Regions from separate parts of the Homo sapiens genome. Here region 1 is linked to region 2. The links are chromatin loops, found by intact Hi-C in ENCODE. Cell type or tissue: endothelial cell of umbilical vein. All regions are shown on one strand. Links, peaks and the distances in the headings refer to the core of each region. The heading gives the core; the rest is flanking DNA.

Evidence for each region. A loop is a pair of places that touch in the nucleus more often than their neighbours do. Peaks named below come from ENCODE experiments on the same cell type or tissue, not always from the same donor. Only the 100,000 strongest peaks of a DNase experiment are listed, where the experiment ranks them.
Region 1: a loop joins it to region 2, with 10 times the contacts of the local background. A loop is called at or near these places in 3 of 110 quality-filtered maps.

The regions. Positions count from the first base shown.
Region 1 is chr1:185,648,262-185,657,368 of GRCh38, reverse strand. GS1-204I12.4 (a long non-coding RNA gene) reads right to left here. Exons shown (of 3, transcript NR_188649.1): 2 at 2,159-2,366; 3 at 201-892. The region is part of intron 1 of LOC107985239 (a long non-coding RNA gene); the gene reads right to left. Among named protein-coding and RNA genes, the nearest start is that of GS1-204I12.4, 6.3 kb to the right of the region's middle. In endothelial cell of umbilical vein, for the core only: a CTCF peak has its summit at 4,821 (motif pointing left); no DNase peak of the experiment used is centred there.
Region 2 is chr1:186,207,362-186,216,468 of GRCh38, reverse strand. No RefSeq gene overlaps it. Among named protein-coding and RNA genes, the nearest start is that of PRG4, 84 kb to the left of the region's middle. In endothelial cell of umbilical vein, for the core only: a CTCF peak has its summit at 3,643; a DNase peak (open chromatin) is centred at 3,688.

The sequences.
Region 1 (9,107 bases), core at 419-8,418, 560 kb after region 2:
GACCTCTTCTCTACAAAAAATCAAAAAATGAGGGGGGAGGATCACTTGAGCCCACGAGGTCGAGGCTGCAATGAGCCGTGAGTGCACACCACTACCCCCCAGCCTGACCGAGAGTGAGACCCTGCCTCAAAAAAAAAAAACAAACACAAACAAACAAACAAACAAAAACAAAGTAAAATCATGACTCATATGCAAACATAAACGTGTCAAAGATTTATTTTAGCCCATTAATGAGGAACTAGGAAGGCAAAAACAGTAACAGCAATACCCAGTTCAATGGAGAATCCAAAGAACAGACAAATATATGTATATAGGTGTCCAGAAAAAGGTTAACACAGCAGTCTTGGGTTACTCAAACCCTGCACATTCAAAAAAAAAAGGACTGGTCCTTGGCTGACATCCAGGAGGTGACCTCTGAGCTCTCTTGAAATCTCCTGCCTGCCAGGAGTGTTTTTGTCGTCTAAGTTGTTGAACCGCACTGCATCAGTTGTTGAACCACACTGACCTCTGGGGGCTGGAGACTGAGTAGTTAATGTTGTCCCATAGCCGCTGCATGCCTTTGTCACTAACCCCAATAAAAATCCTTGGACACCAAGGCTCAGATGAGATTCATAGGATGCAAAAATTTACATGTGTGTTACATTGTTGCTAAGATAATTAAGTGCTGTTCATGCAACACCTTTGGGAGAAGCCAACTGGAAGCTTGTGTCCTGTTTCTCCTAGACTCTGCCCTACCCACCTTTTCCTTTTGCTGACTCTAATCTGTAGTCTTTCACTCTAATAAACCACAAACATGAGTATGACAGCTTTTTCTGAGTCCTGTGAGTCCTTTTAGTGCATGAAGCCTGAGGGTGGTCTTGCAGACTCCTGATCCGTGAGGCCATCAGAAATGCTGAAAATGAATTTACATCTATTAAAGATGCAAATGAGATGCCTTTTACAGGATGGATGAAGTTCATTTTCATTTCCATTGGACAAAATAATTTGCATTACTATCAGTTTTTTTTTTCAATTTACAGAGTTGTAAAATGGATCCAAAACAATGAAAGATATAGACCTTTATAGACTCAAATAACTCTGGAAAGATATAGACCTTTATAGACACAAATAACCCTTTTTGCTCATTTTAAAGACTTTCATAATTTTTTCTGACACATTTATTTAACCAATATTTCTTAAGGAAGTCCCTGGTCCAGGCAATGAGGACTCTCTCGAGGCTTAAATTAAGTAGAGTAGTTATTTTTTAAAGGTGATTCTCATTGTAATGTATTTGATAAAATCAATGCCATTTGATTTTCCAGTTTATAAACCATACATTTCCTAATGTAAAATAAAAATCTATTCACTGTATTTTTCTTGAAAAGGAGTCAGTTTTAGGTTATTTGAAAAAGAAACGTGTTTCTAAAAGAGTAGCATATATATATATATACACGCACACATATATATACACATATATACACACATATATACACATATATACACACATATATACACATATATACACACATATATACACATATATACACACATATATATACACATATATACACATATATATACACATATATATACACACATATATACACATATATATACATATATACACACATATATATACACATCTATATATACACACACATATATATATACACACACGCACATATATACATATTCAAAACTGAAGAGACTTAGAGACTAAATAGACTTAAGGCTTTACCTTTATTATCAAACAATTATTGAGGTTTAGGAAACTTCTTTAATGGTATAACTTAGAGAAAGTCCTGAATAGAACAAATCATGCTTAATGGAGATGCCACAGTAGGGCATACTAACAAGACTACCAGAGTTTAAGAGACAAGGGAGGGAAGACAGAATCAAAATGTGAAAGCGACTGCAGAAATGAGAGCAAGCCTGCAAATTGCAGGATCATGAACTGTGGGGGCAACACTTGAAGCCTGCTGTTCAATGCTCCCCATGTCAATCCACTTTAAAAACTAACAAAATTATGGCACTTATCTGTCTACCCCAAAGGTTGACCATTACCTACAGGATAAATTTCTTCACTTGATATACAAAGTTTGTCCCAAACCTCATTTTGTGTCATTACTTAATAAATGTCTTCTACTCCAGCTACCAATGGTTCCCAACTTGGAATTACCTGTGGAACTTTTAAAAATTTACTGCCCAGGCCTTCCTTTGGATTGATCAAATCAAGACCTCTAGGAGGTGCAGCCCAGGCATCAGTGTCCTTTTGCAGCTCTCCAGATAATTCCAGTGGGCAGCAAAAGTTGAACACTTCTGAACTAACAGTTTTGAAATCCACATTTTGGAGTGCCAAGAAAATGTAGCTCTACTGATTCTTCTCTCTGAAAAAGAAATGGTAGAGTACAACTAACTTAGGTTAAATTGTTCCTTTTGTAATATTATTTCCAAATTATTTAAAAGGCTTTGCACATAGGATTAAAAGTTAAGAACATAGTTTAACCTCTCATTCAACAACAAATTCCTTTTCAATCAAGTCACATTCTTTCTATCTCCATACCCACATGGACTCGGTAGAGTAGAAATGACAACATTGCTATGCGTCACTCTTGTTTACTTCGGTTCCTATCAGCAAGTACTATACAGAGTTATCAGGTGTCTGTTAAATTTAGGCTTAGGAAAATGACTGCTATTTCCCTGACAAAGACTGGCTAGGAAAATAACAAGGGAAACTGATATTAAGACATGGCATTTAAAATAGTGTTCATGGACATTTTCTTCCTCACATTCTTTATCATTTTTTTAAATAGTACATAGGTGCCCCTAAACCTTCTTTAAATTTTTTTGAGGAAAAAAAAAGGAAAGAGGAGAGAAAGGAAAGAAGGAAAGAAGGAAAGGGAAGGGAAGGGAAGAGAAAAGGATAGGGGTAAGAAGGGAGGAAGGAAAGAAGGGAGGGAAGGAGGGAGGGAGGAGAGAAAGAAAGGAAAGAAAGGAAGGAAAGAAGAAAAGGAGTGAGGGCAAAAAAGAAGGAAGGAAGGAAAAATGGAAGGAATGCGTTGCAATAATTCAAGTGTTAATCTTGGATTTTACTGTGTAAATTATTGCAAAGAAATAGGCCTTGGGCTGGGCACAGTGGCTCATGCCTGTAATCCCAGCAATTTGGGAGGCTGAGGCAGCCTGATCACTTGAGGTCAGGAGTTTAAGACCAGCCTGGCCAACATGGTAAAACCCTGTCTCTACAAAAAATACAAAAAATTAACTGAGTGTGGTGGTGCACACCTGTAACCCCAGCTACCCAGGGGGCTGAGGCAGGAGAAGCACGTGAACCCAGGAGGTGGAGGTTACAGTGAGCTGAGATCATGCCACTGCACTCCAGCCTGGGTAACAGAATAAGACTCTGTTCTGTCTTGAAAGAGGAAGGGAAGGGATGGGAAGGGAAGGGACGGGAAGTGACAGGAAGGGAAGGGAAGGGAAAGGACAGGAAAGGAAGGGAAGGGAAGGGAAGGGAATGGAAGGGAAAGGAAGGGAAGGGAAGGCAAAAAAAAAGAAGAAATAAGTCTTGGGCAGTCTCACAGGAAAGGCTCTCTAGTTTTTTGGCTATCTCCACCTTGATATCTGTCCCTTTTGCTTTTTTTTCCTCTTAAATAACCTTCCTACCTGAGGTCTTCCATAAAATGTTTCATAGGGCAGATAAATTGCAAAAATCATATTATCTATTAGCATGAAGAAATACAGGGTACATATTATGTATAAGTAAGTAAAACAATTGACTAATTTAATTTATTCAAGGCTGAGCTCTTGCAATCTACTTCTACCCTAAGCCAATTTAAGTACCTTCTTTTAGTTCTACTACTGCTAAAGTACTAAGTGTTTATCTAGTCTCTCCAGAATAAACATTGAATTTCAGGCCCAATTTGTACCCTAGTCATCTCAACATGTTCTTCCAGAGGTATTCCTCTCAGTTAGTTCTTTTCCTTTGGGGGTTTGCAGCTCACAGACATTTTTCCTAAACTACTTCAATGGTAGATTTTTAAAAAATATATGTTCTTTTCAGCCTTCAGTAATAGGGTTGAGTCAAATGGCTTCTGCCTTTTCCCATAACACTCCCATCTTTAAACAAAATATCCTACTTGAAGATTTCTGCTTTCACAAACTTTCCATTTGTTCTTTCTCAATCAACTCCTAGATTTTGTCCTGAGGGCCTCTTCATGATTTCAAGTTGTATGTGACAGTAGCTTTATCAAAGCCCACATTTATTAGGTCGGTGCAAAAGTAATTGTGCCTTGTTGCCATTGAAATAGCAAACACCGCAATTACTTTTGCACCAACCTACTACATCAGAAGAGGATCCTGCCTTCTTTGACAATTCTCCCACACTGTGGAGATAGGAATTTTTATTACAGTCTTAAGACGAGTAGAATTGTCTGAATAATTTGAAGGACATAAAATAAAAAATCTAGTGTTGATTTTTAAATTTTTTTAAATGATGGGGAAGAGGATAGAAGAAAGCTTTAATAACATTGGATAAAAGAAAACAGAGGTAAAAAAAGTATTAAAATGAGGGTGATGTCCTTTTGAGATTAGAAAACCTTGGAACAAGAGGAAGAAATCAACTATAGTTCCAATAAGCTTTTTCTTTAAAAAAGCATTATACGGTAGGCAATGTATGAGATTCAAATGGAATAAAACAGACACATAGAATTATTTGTGATTTTTTTTTTTAAAAAAAGCTATTTTAACAAGTAGCTTAAGAGTACTTCAACTTCACCAATGGAGGCAAGTGAGAAGAAAGGCAACCATAAAAGTCAAGCTCAATTCTGCCATCTACTGCCTGGCAGCAAAACCATGCGTGGGGAGACCTGAGTCTATTCCAGTACCCAAGGTCATTGCTAGGGCACTGACACCCATTTAGAGAAAGATGGGATGAAAGCCACTGAGATTATATCCCAGAGATGCAGCAAGGTTTCCATCAACAAATACAGACACTGGGTTTGATTTAACCCTGTTAATAATTAGACCAACTCAGGGTTTCTAATATGGTGTATGTATAACTAATTATAGTCCACCCCTTTTTAAAACTTCAACACTATTGAAGTAAAAGCTCAATTTATATAGCCCTTTTGAATACTCAACAACATTATGGAAACACAGCTGCCCCTATTTTAGTTTTCTCAGTATCTCTTGGACCTGAAAGTGACAAACTATGTCCTCTTTATTCATTCTTCAAGGGAAGATGGATCTTTAGATGTCAGAGTAGGAGGTGAGGAACAGTGTTCCAGCGTTTCTGTGCTCTATTCTTCTTAAACAGTTTTGTCAATAAAGGACAAAATAATAGAGAACATAATTTGAAAGACTGTGTGGTTTTGCCTCCCTAAAAAAAGAAATGAATTTCATATTAAACTATTCCTCAAGTCATATTTTGACAACAAAACTCAGAGCATATTTTATTTGTAGTCAACAATAATAGCTCGTGTTCATATATAAGAAAAAAAAAGGGATCACATTTTCTATCTGTAGATTCCTAGTTCTGATAGAAGGAACATGAGAAACTTCAGCCTAGTAATTCTGCAATGATGATGTGTTGATAATTTCTTGTCAGTTGCCTAAACTTTAAAGTAAAAAACAAGCATTTTGAAAAGATTGATTCAACTTAGGAAGCCGTGGTGGGAAAATCACTTGAGCTCAAGTGTTCAAGACCAGCCTGGGCAACATAGGTAAGACCTATCTATAAAAAAAGAAAAAAAAAATGAAAATAAAAGATTGATTGGAAAAGTAGTGATTATAAGCCCAGGCTTGTAGTCAGCAAAGTATGACTTCTGATTTCTGGCTCTATTGCTTATGAATTGTTCAACCTTGTCAAGCCTTAGTTTCCTTCTCTGTAAAAACCTCCCCTATAGGATTACTATAAGAATTATAAGATCACATATGTAAAGAATTTAGAATAGGGCCAGCACAAAACAAACCTTCAATAAATAATAATCATTATTGGTATTTTTATAATCAGTTAGACTTCTACTTTTGATAGTTATAACCATAACCCCATACTTTTCACAATACTTTATGACATCCAAAAAATGCTTATATTAGCTCATTTAATTTTGTTTAATCCTCACAACCACCTCTGAAACAAATAGATATGATTATATTCCTCATTTTATAGTAGAAGAATTGAGAATCAAAGAAGTGACTTGCCAAAGAGTTCACAGCTGGTGAGGAAGCTTTAAACAGACCCTGGCACTCACATCTGAGTCTTGCTATGCTGCTACAGCTGCCCTGAAGAGAAAAGATCTGACTATTGAAATGTCTAATCTTGCTCAAACTGGTCTTGGTGAGAAACATTCTAAGCCTGATTACTTTTATCCTGCCCTTCCTATGTCCTGAGGCAGAAGGTTTCAGTTACTAAGAACTTTTTCAGTCTCTAAGAAATAATTGGCTCATAATAACCCATTATCCAAGTGTGTAAATCAGTTTATGAATCCACACCTACAACAAGGTTGGTTTACAAGCATTGAACAAACACTTGGATGCCTCACTCGTAAAATTCCAAATGGCACCTGGCTGTGATTATGCTACTTTCTCTGAAGACTCCTATCTACAGAAGGAAGTCCAAAGTTCAAACCTCATGGCCCTTCACTATGTCCACCTCTTTCTCTAGCCACTCTCCCCTGACCACTCCACAGAAGTACCGTGTTCTCGCAGCATCATGCCTTCCTCCTTCCAAACTCCACCTCCCTAACATGTGATTCAAAGCTCTGCTCAGACATCTGTCCTCTCTAAGGCTCACATTTACTAATCTCCATTTCGAGATGAATTGCTTTCTCATCCACGCTCCCATGGCAGCTAAAGGAAATAAAAATATTTCAGCCCCAAATATATTTCTTTGACATATTTTGGGATGGCTGTCAGGGGGTCAGTAAACAGAACTGGTCCTGCAAAGCTGTCTTTTGTGGGGGAAATTTGCATCATTAGCAATCTGCATTAACGCAACCAGGCCTTCCCTAATCCAGATCTAGGAAAGATTAACCAAGAGTCTGACACATTTAAATATCCGAAAGAAACATTGTCCATTTATCCTCTCTGAGGGCTGCTACCTGTGAGGTTTTATCTCCATACCAAGACCACTTTTAATAGCCAAGCCTCCCCTTCTCTCCCTCCCATAACCTGTCTCTTCACTAAAATCTGATTTACCACCATAACCTGGTTTTGGCCATGCTCCAAGCTCCTGTTCTTTCTGTAATCTCAAGGTGATATACAAGCTCCTGTACCCCACTGGGGAGTTGAATCTTCATTCTGAAGGCTCCTGTGTCATGGGAAACTATGATCAAATAAACTATGATCAAGTAAGTTTGGTCAGTTTCTTTTAGTATCCTTTTTCTCCTATTAATCTGCCTTTTGTGAACTGAATTTTTCACGGAACCTTCTGAGAGTGAAGGGGAAGCTTTCCCTTCACCCCTACACAATTTGCCACATTCTTCTTTACTACACTTATATTTCATCATCAATGTTTGTTTGTGCATCTGGATTCTCCACTGGACTGAGGACTCCTTGAGGGCAAAAATCCTAACCACTTAACTTTAGAGCTCCAGCAGCTGGAATGCAAGCATTTGATCTGTGAACTATGCTGGGCTTACAAGCTGCAGGTGGCATGCTAAAATTAATTAATATTCCTCCTCGGACATCTAAGTAAAACAGATCTTTGCAAATCTCCGTGTGTCTACTCAGAGAGTCCCACGAAACTGCCAAGCGCCAATCCAAAGGTAGATGCATGATCAAGAGAGAGAGATGATGCCACACAAGGATAGGGAACTGAAGTGTGAAAGAACTGATTCACTTATAAATTACATAAACCAAAAATAAAATTCTAAGACCCCTCAACCATCTGGATGGACTTCCCCCTCAGTTAGTGAGAGGTGACAACGTGCTAGCAGCCCTCACTTGCTCTCAGCACCTCCTCGGCCTCAGCGTCCGCTCTGGCCATGCTGAGGAGCCCTTCAGCCTACCGCTGCACTGTGGGAGCCCCTCTCTGGGCTGGCCAAGGCCGGAGCTGGCTCCCACTGCTTGCTGGGAGGTGTGGAGGGAGAGGCATGGAAGGGAACCGGAGCTGCACACAGCACTCGCGGGCCAGCGCAAGTTCGGGGTGGGCGCGGGCCCGGCAGGCCCCGCACTCGGAGTGGCTGGCCGGCGCCACCGGCCCTGGGCAGTGAGGGGATTAGCTCCCGGGCCAGCAGCTGCGGAGGGGGCACTGGGTCCCCCAGCACTGCCAGCCCGCCTGCCCCACACTTGAATTCTCGCCGGGCCTCAGCCACCTCCCCGCGGGGCAGGGCTTGGGACCTGCAGCCCGCCATGCCCGAGCCCCCCCACAGTGAGCTCCCTGGCGACCTGAGCCTCCCCGACGGGCACTGCCCCCTGCTGCGTAGCACCCAGGCCCATCGACCACCCAAGAGCTGAGGAGTGCAGGCATGTGGCGCGGGACTGGCGGGCAGCTCCACCCGCAGTCCTGGTATGGGATCCACTAGGCGAAGCCAGCTGGGCTCCTGAGTTGGGTGGGGACTTAGAGAACTTTTATGTCTAGCTGGAGGATTGTATATGCACCAATCAGCACTCTGTATCTAGCTAATCTGGTGGGGACTTGGAGAACTTTTATGTCTAGCTAAAGTATGTAAATACACCAATCAGCACTCTGTATCTAGCTCAAGGTTTGTAAATGCACCAATCAGCACTCTGTGTCTAGCCAGATTGTAAATGTACCAATCAGCACCCTGTCAAAACAGACCAATCAGCTCTCTGTAAAACGGACCAATCAGCTCTCTGTAAAATGGGCCAATCAGCAGAATGTGGATGGGGCCAGATAAGGGAATAAAAGCAGGCTGCCAGAGCCAGCAGGGGCAACCTGCTGGGGTCTCCTTCCACACTGTGGAAGCTTTGTTCTTTTGCTCTTTACAATAAATCTTGCTGCTGCTGACTCCTTGGGTCCGCACTGCCTTTATGAGCTGTAACACTCACGGTGAAGGTCTGCAGCTTCACTCCTGAAGCCAGTAAGACCATGAACCCACCAGGAGGGATGAACAACTCTGGACACACCACCTTTAAGAGCTGTAACACTCACTGCAAAGGTCTGCAGCTTC
Region 2 (9,107 bases), core at 456-8,455:
TCATAGATAGCTCTTATTATTTTGAGATAAGTCCCATCGATACCTAATTTATTGAGAGTTTTTAGCATGAAGGGTTGTTGAATTTTGTCAAAGGCTTTTTCTGCATCTATTGAGATAATCATGTGGTTTTTGTCTTTGGTTCTGTTTATATGCTGGATTACATTTATTGATTTTCATATGTTGAACCAGCCTTGCATCCTAGGGATGAAGCCCACTTGATCATGGTGGATAAACTTTTTGATGTGCTGCTGGATTCGGTTTGCCAGTATTTTAATGAGGATTTTTGCATCAATGTTCATCAAGGATACACAATATCATTTTTACTGGGCTTTCTCTCAGATGATTATCTTTGGGATTGGGTGGCCATTTATTTCAGGCCTTTATTATTGTGTGAGTCCCCAAACTCTAAATGCCTTTTAGACATTTAGACATGAATTTGGATTGATGCTTTAGTGCTATGCATGCAATATATATTTTAAAAAAATTATTCTGACTTCAATTGGAAGGCTGCTTTCTTTGTCACATAAGCATGAACTTACTGCACAGAAATTTCCCCTGGCCAAATATAGCAATGCCTTGTTCTTTTATGATCAGCATTCTGGTATTTAGTAACCCATTAATATGAACCTTCTTATGCAATACAGTGACCTATTTTTAATAATTTACTTTCCACCAGTAATTGTTTTCAATGTGGAACAAAAAATATTTAATTTCATACATTGTGCACAAATTACTATGTATTCTAAAAATAACAAGCTCAATACTTTGATCAGATTCCACAGCAATAATAATTAGCTTATAGGGTCAAATATTCAGTGTTTCAACTTGGAGTAACCCAGAGACAAGGATGCTATCAGCCTAATCAAGTCATGATAATTCACAAACATAGAGTTCAAAGTGTATGAGGAGATTTAGCATTGTTATTCCTTTGCTACTCATAGGTCTCCTGCCTGTTTAAGCATAGATTACTAAAAAGTATGATATCCCATTATCATAAATAGTCATATATTTGCAAATGGTTGACAGTATATTTTTGATCTGTCATGTGATTTGTTCTCAAAACTGACATTATGAATTGAATATAATAGAAAGTAGACCCAGATTTTAGATTGAGTATTCAGATTGGAAGATTGTAGCTAGTATTTAATTCTATGCTAAAATCACATTTTTAAAATAAGAATTAAGCTGCTTTTGATTAATCAGTTAAGAGTTGGTATTTAACCTACCAACTCTCCAGAAGAGAGTCTGGAAATGGTTGAATGTGAAAGGCTGTGTTGTAATGACCAGAGATGCATTCATTCTACTGCTGTTAGAGTCCTGTCCTATCTGAATCCTGATGAGGAGTGTCCTTGAAGAACTTCTGTAAGCCTCCAGGATCATTGGCTGTGGTGGTTACTTCAATAATGCCAAAGAGGGGCGAGTGGGAAGCCTTCCTCATGGTTACCAAGTAAACAGCTATGCAATGTATAATTGGAAGGTGTAACCTCAGATTCCAGCTTCATCAAGTCATGAGCTGACAGAATCTCATGTTGTCAATGGTTGAATGAAGAGAAGCCTAGGCTTCCAGCACTGGTCTCCTGCTGCTCTGGCTAAAATGATCCTTGCTTCCTGGGTATGAGGGCATAGAGGTATAGGAGGAATTCAAGCACATGTTGAGATTAGTGAAGAATTTGGGGTTTTCTCAGAATGGATATGGATTTTATGTCCATTTTCCATTTATTTTCTCCCTGCAAGATACCTTCCTTGGGTAAAACTAAGTGTTCATGTGATTATGTCTCATGACTAAGAACCTATTTTCTTTGTTATTATCTGGCCATTAGATAATAATTGATATATTAATTTAGCCAAATAGGCAAAAATGGGCTTTATCTGTGGTTTAGAGAAAGAAATAATTCACATTTAAATAAAACACCAGCAAAATAATTCTGCATGTATAATGTGTTTTGCTTTGTCTCATGTTGGTGTATTTAAGCTGGAGCTACATTTCCCAGAATTTCTTTCACTGCATAATTCCAGGTTAGTGTGGGTCATAGGAGATACTTTGCATACAGTTTGAAAGGTAAAAATAGCCAGGGCCATATGATTTTTACATTGAGATAATTGGTGCAGGGCGCACACATGGTCCAGGGTCTGCTGGCTCATGCTATTGTCATGGACAGCAGCTGGGCACCTCCGGTTCCCACTGGACCACTCCCAGCTGCTGCTTCTCCCGGGCCAAGTGCATGTTTAGCCCCATTATAAAGAGCACCCCTCCTCCTGTAGGTTACTAGCATCATTGAAGTTGGAGACTGGGAGGCCGTAAGGGGCCAATACAGGTTCCAGCCTGTCCTCTTGGTTCCAGTTTGTCATTGCTCTCCCTCACCTCACAACTATCTTTCCTTCCTGGATGTCTTCCTTGCTGACCTCAGGCACAGTAATAAATGTGAAAATAACAGCAGAAAGTCAACTATTTGACCATCTCTCATGATTGTGTGAGATCAAATCTCTGTGATAATCTCCTATTACATACGTGACTTCCCAGAGGTTTTCCTTCTCTGATCAAATCATGATTGATACAACTGGTATGTTTTGGTGTCCAAGTGTATAAGCCAGATTTTCTTTCTCTAGAAATGTTTGACTCACAAGAGTTACAAACTAAGGACCTATATATCTTAGCTGGGCGAGGTGGCACGTATATCTAAGGACCTAATTATATGTCTGGATAATTTTTGTATTTTTTGTAGAGATGGGGTTTTGCCATGTTGCCCAGCTTAAGGACCTATATTGATATAATAAGTCTTCTGTTCAGGGGAGCTGGCAGAAAACTTAAGAATCTGAATATAGAGAGTGAATGTTCTACCGAGTTTGACTTTCAAGATTTCCTATATATTTATAATCTTACTCTATCTCTGATAGTAGTTTTATTGGAATACAAATTCTCTACTGAATCTGTGATAGAGATACCCTTTTAAAACATAAGATGCAGGCTAGAAACCCTGGAAAAGATTGGAATTGCCTTTGCTCTATGAGCTAAGCTGGTGGATTGCACCGGGTGGTGCTGGAAGTCTGGATTTTGGAATCATGCCAAATTGGAATCAGACATTTATTGCTGTGTAACCATAGACATGCCACTTAATCTCTCTGAACCTTGGTTTTTCTACCTGTTAATTCTGCTGAAAATATGGTAACATTTTCAATATTTAAAAATTGTTGTGAAGACTAGATGAAATAACAAATCAGGGCAAAATTCATGCACACGTGAGTGCAGAAGTTGCCATGTCCTGCCATATCCAATAGTTACCTGTGTATGTTTCACCTCTCTTTCAAATTTGAAAATGCCCTTGAGGGTAGGACTGTGCTTTTTTTTCATCGTTGTTCCTAATACTGTGTGAGGTGTTCAGTAACTGGCATGTATCTGGTTCATTCTCAATATTACTTGTGAGACAAATGGATGAATGACTGTCCAGAGGCACATCTTTATGGCTGATGCAGAACAATTCAACCTTCTCTTCTGTGATCCGAAATAGGTAAGGCTGGCTACTGTGTTTAGAAAGTCAGGAGTAATGGATGAATGTCTGAGAATCACTGTGTCTGTTAGCATTCGAGTTAAGGATTTCTCATCTGAAGATCTTGGAAGGCCTGCTACCTGCAGTTATAATTGTACACCAGTGGATGTCACCCTTGGAACACACAAGCATGCTCTCATGCTTGCTTTGAGAAGGCCAGACAGACATTCCACAGATGTTTGCTCCTTTCACAAGGGTAGTGTGGGAAATGATGTTGATCTCCAGGTGACATTCATCATCATGGAGCTACATCCTCATCCAAGGGCAGAAAGAGCACTTGCAGAAAACTTAGCAAAGCATGCCTTTATCTATAGGAATGGTGTTTGTTGATTGATGGAATTTTGAAAATGCTTCGTAGTGAATTGATACCATTGAAAAATGTTGTTTGGCTGTAATAGCGCTTGCCTCTAGAAAGGAAAACGGAGGATTCAGGCCTAGGCATGGGGAGTTCTCCTTTCACTTCTGTATTGGTGTTTGCTGTTTTGTTTGTACTTTGTCAATAAATCACTCATTCAAAAGTAAAGATTAAAAAATAAATTGTTTGGCAAAATCTTGGAAGTATAATTCAAGGATGCGAAATCCTGCTTCCTTGAATTGTTTGTCCTGTTACTAAGGAAGTTTTTATTTTGAAAAAAAAATACTGATAACATTCTCTGTAAAGTTATTGGTTTTCAAAACCGGTTTCTCATCAGACATCAATTCAAATTCATTTATTTCCATATTTATTATGTACCTAACTGTGTGTTAGATGTTGTACAGTTACTAGGGCATGATGGCAAATAAGACGTAATTTTTATTTTTATTTATTTATTTTTAAAATTACACTTTAAGTTCTAGGGTACATGTGCACAATGTGCAGGTTTGTTTTATATGTATACATGTGCCATGTTGGTGTGCTGCCCCATTAACTCATCATTTACATTAGGGATGTCTCCTAATGCCATCCCTCCCCCCTCCCCCCACCCCACAACAGGCCCCCATGTGTGATGTTCCCCACCCTGTGTCCAAGTGTTCTCATTATTAATTCCCACCTATGAGTGAGAACATACAATGTTTAGTTTTCTGTCCTTACTATAGTTTGTTCAGAATGATGGTTTCTAGCTTCATCCATGTCCCTACAAAGAACATGAACTCATCCTTTTTTATAGCTGCATAGTATTCCATGGTGTATATGTGCCACATTTTCTTAATCCAGTCTATCATTGTTGGACATCTGGGTTGGTTCCAAGTATTTGCTATTGTGAATAGTGCTGCAATAAACATACATGTGCATGTGTCTTTATAGCAGCATGATTTATAATCCTTTGGGTATATACACAGTAATGGGATGGCTGGGTCAAATGGGTCAAATGGTATTTCTATTTCTAGATCCTTGAGGAATTGCCACACTGTCTTCCACAATGGTTGAACTAGTTTACACTCCCACCAACAATGTAAAAGTGTTCCTATTTCTCCACATCCTCTCCAGCAGCTGTTGCTTCCTGACTTTTTAATGATCGCCATTCTAACTGGTGTGAGATGGTATCTCATTGTGGTCTTGATTTGCATTTCTCTGATGGCCAGTGATGACGTGCATTTTTCATGAAGACACAATTTTTGCCAGGCGCAGTGGCTCATGCCTGTAATCCCAACATTTCGGGAGGCCGAGGTGGGTGGATCACCTCAGGTCGGGAGTTCGAGACCAGCCTGACCCATGTGATGAAACTCTGTCTCTACTAAAAATACAAAAATTAGCCGAGCGTAGTGGTATGTGCCTATAATCCCAGCTACTTGGGAGGGTGAGACAGGAGAATCGCTTGAATCTGGGAGGCGGAAGTTGCAGTGGGCCGAGATTGCACCATTGCGCTCCAGCCTGGGTGACAAGAGCAAAACTCCACCTCAAAAAGGAAAAAAACAAAAAAACTGGTATGAATTGGTTTTATGGAGAACTAATAAGAAATACATGGCCTTCAAAATTATGTGTCTGGTTTCTAGTTTATGGGGAGATTTACAAATAGATAGATTTACAATAAAAACATATAGCTTATAATTTTATCAGAGTAAAAATTTATGATGAAGTTGGCAAAATTAAGTGGTTTCTACTTGAGAGTGTAATTGTGTCCTCAGAGCAATTTGTTAATACATCTCTGAACCCTCAGGAGTTATTTTTGACCCAGCAAGTCCACATCTAGAAATCATTCTCAGGTGAGAAAGGTGTATTAGAAAGGTATGTATAGGAAATTTTTATTAAGAACTATGTATATTGGAGAAAAATCAGAAGAAAGAAAGAGGAAATATAATAATCACTCCCTTAGCAGAACAGCGTGGCCGGGAGGCAGCTGTTGCCAAAGCACAAAGAGAGCGCGTCCCTGACCAGCCCTTCACCTTTGGGTTGCTTTGTGTCCCTTGTGCCCTTTGCAAGTTCCCAGGCAGGAAAATGTCACGCAGTGGGTTCTCTTCCCTTTGACTTTCGGGAGGAGGGAGTGGATAAGGTGTCATGTATCAGCAATATCTTGCACAATGCGGGATGCCCCACAACATAGGTGGAGAGTTGTGTGTTTGCCAAAACCTAACGGAAGTCCACTACAATAGACACAGGGAGGCAGGACTTCTCCAAATCCTAACTGGTTTCAGTTCTGCCTATTGAGAAGAATGAACTTCCGGTTGAAGAAGATGGAACGTTGTTAAGACTGAACGACAGCGTGAAGATGGTTGAGTTTACCTGGCTGTCCTAAATGAGCTCAAGTCTCTAGGATGGGACAGATTAAATTCTGGACTACTCACAGAACTGGCAAATGAAATCAAGTTAGCTTCAGAGAGCTCTGTTAAAAACAACAACAACAAAAAGTAGAGTGGTGCTGGAAAATGGAGCACAAGTAAAGATTGCTTTGATTTTATGAAGGGTGAAAAAAATTCTGAAAATGTTAGCCTTTGAGCCAACTGGTGAAGTATCTTAATTCTGCTTCACATCGGGGTATAGTTGGGTGATCTCAGGTTCAGGTTTCTCCTTCTGACCCTGTATTAGTTTCCTAGTGCTGCCATAACTAAGTACCACAAACTGCATGGCTTAAAACAACAAATTTATTCTCCCACGGTTCTGAAGTCCTGAAGTCCAAAATCAAGGTGTCAGCAGGGACATGCTCCTTCTGAAACCTACTGGTGAGACTCCTTCCCTGCCTTTTCCTAGCTTCTGGTGTGGCCATCGATCCTTGATGTTTTTAGGCTTGCAGCGGCATCACTCCAATCCCGGCCTCTGTCATCACTCGGCACGTTCCCTGTGTGTCTTCTAAGGACATCAGTCAGATTTAGATTAGGGCCTACCCTCATGACCTCATTTTAACTTGATTATGTCTGCAAAGACCCTATTTCCAAATAAGGTTATATTCATAGCTACTAGCAGTTAGGACTTCAACATGTCTTTTGGGGGATGTAATTCAACCCATAATGACACCTTCTTTCTTCTTTTTCTTTATCCTTTCATTATCTTATTCTGTTCTATATTGTGTGGTCTATTTCTTATTCTAGTCTATACCATATGTCTGCCTCTATAACTTCTACCACCTCTAAACTCTTTCCCACATTTATTTTTATGAGTAGGATTATTTCTGTTATCCATCCATACTCAGGTGACCCAAGGTAAAATTTAAAATTGACAAGTGTAACCAAAAATGAATTAATTGGGACATGCTTTCTTAAGTGGCACAGAGCCTGAGATGGGACCTAAGTACTTGGTCAGACTTTAAAGTTATCACTCCTGCTTTCTGGACCTCAGCTTCCTCATATGTACAATCATCTCCACACTTTCCAGCTTGAAAACTAATAACATGTGTGACAAACTAGAGTAACCAACAATTCTCATGTGGGGGCCTTTGATTAGGGGCAGAGATTAGGACAGGCTGAAACAAGCTCTACTGTTTGGCACATTAGGACCTGCAAATAAACTGTAGTGCATCCTCATTTCCCTACTGGAGTAGACATATCAACAGTCCCTCTGTCTTGTTGTTTGTGACTCATACTTCAAGGTTTCTTTAAACCCAACATCTGAAGCAACCACTAAAAGATGGAAGAACTGTAGAAGCAGCAGTTTCTTTTCAAAGAGACTGCTAGGCAAAAAGTCAAGTTCAGTCTGCAGGTCTGGTGATTGTTTCTGCTGCATATCAAAAGATGCTTATTTTTAATTTCCATATCATGTCGCCAAAGAGGTAATAATAACGAAGTGTTATTCTGTAAAGGAACAGCCCCGCCTCAAATGCATGTCCTTCTTTGATCCAACCAAGCCAGATGATAGTTATTTTGCTGTCAAGAGAGCAATGACAAAAGGCCAGCCAAGCTGCAATGTTTTAGCTGGGTGTGTGTCAACTGAGGACAGATGCCTGTGCCTCTTCGAACTAGAGGCTGGGAAGGCTCAGTTTCATTTGTTCAGAATCCAGATATAACAATTAGTACTGAAAAATCAGCTTATGGGATCAAAGCTCCCAGGGTGTGAGAAAGATTAAAGTGTCTCTTTGTTTTTACCTTTAGTCTGTGGAACAGTATCCTGCAGGCAGGAAGCTGAATGGATACAGAGAACCATTACTTCTTGTTCATTGTCTTTCTCATCTGCTTTGAATGAAAGCTAGTTTTTGTGCTACCTGGGAATAAAGCTACTTATCTTTCTTTTCTTTTTTTTGGAAACATTTTCCTAGGGTGCAATCATCAGATAATTTGAGTTGTACTTTATTTCAAAGTGAAATAAAAAATTGCAAGAAAGATAGAACACCATTTATCTTGATAGTGTCAATTTAGCAAGTTGTATCCTCGCTTTTAATCTTACTTAATAACAAGTACTTGGGGAACTTTGCCTGCCTAGTGTAATGGCATTCTGAATGCTGCCAAGTGCTCTATTTCCTACTGCAATTCTTCCACCAGAGCGATGTTGGTACCTTTGATCTCAGACCAGGAATGAGAATTTGTATGAAGACAAACCTTCATGTTCAGCTGTAGTATGGACCATGTTGGCCTTTCAATGGCCAGGTTCAGGCTTTGTGTGAGAAGCAATGGTTAAGCAACCTCAATTTCCCAAGGGAATTACATTTTGAGCCAGTCAGTCCTGATTTTCTGGTTCTAGGAAGGCCACCTCTGGTCTCCTGAACCCCTTGCTAAGGCTGAAACTCATCAGACCCCACCATCTAAGAGAAGGGCATTTGCTCATATTGCCTTAAAGAAAACAAATGAACTCTATCATAAACAATCCATTCCTAAATTTCCTCTAACAATCCTCAATTTAGGATAAGGACTAACTTCCTAGAGTGGGTGTCACTGAGTTCAGCCTTTCAGCTTCTCGCAAAACAAATGCTGTTTCACATTACTCTGGAATAAAGTCATACTTCCTAAAAGAATTTACGGGAAGCTTCATATTTTTGTGTCTGCTCTATTCTCCAGGCTTCTAGCCATATGGAACTGCTCACTCACCTCTGAATCTAATGGTCTCTGTGGAGAATGACTTTTCCCCACTGATGTGTTTCCTGCCCCTTCCCCTTTCTTGCCGCCTGGATAACACTCAGCCATTCATTGCACTGTGGGGCACAGAGGTTAAGAGCCCCG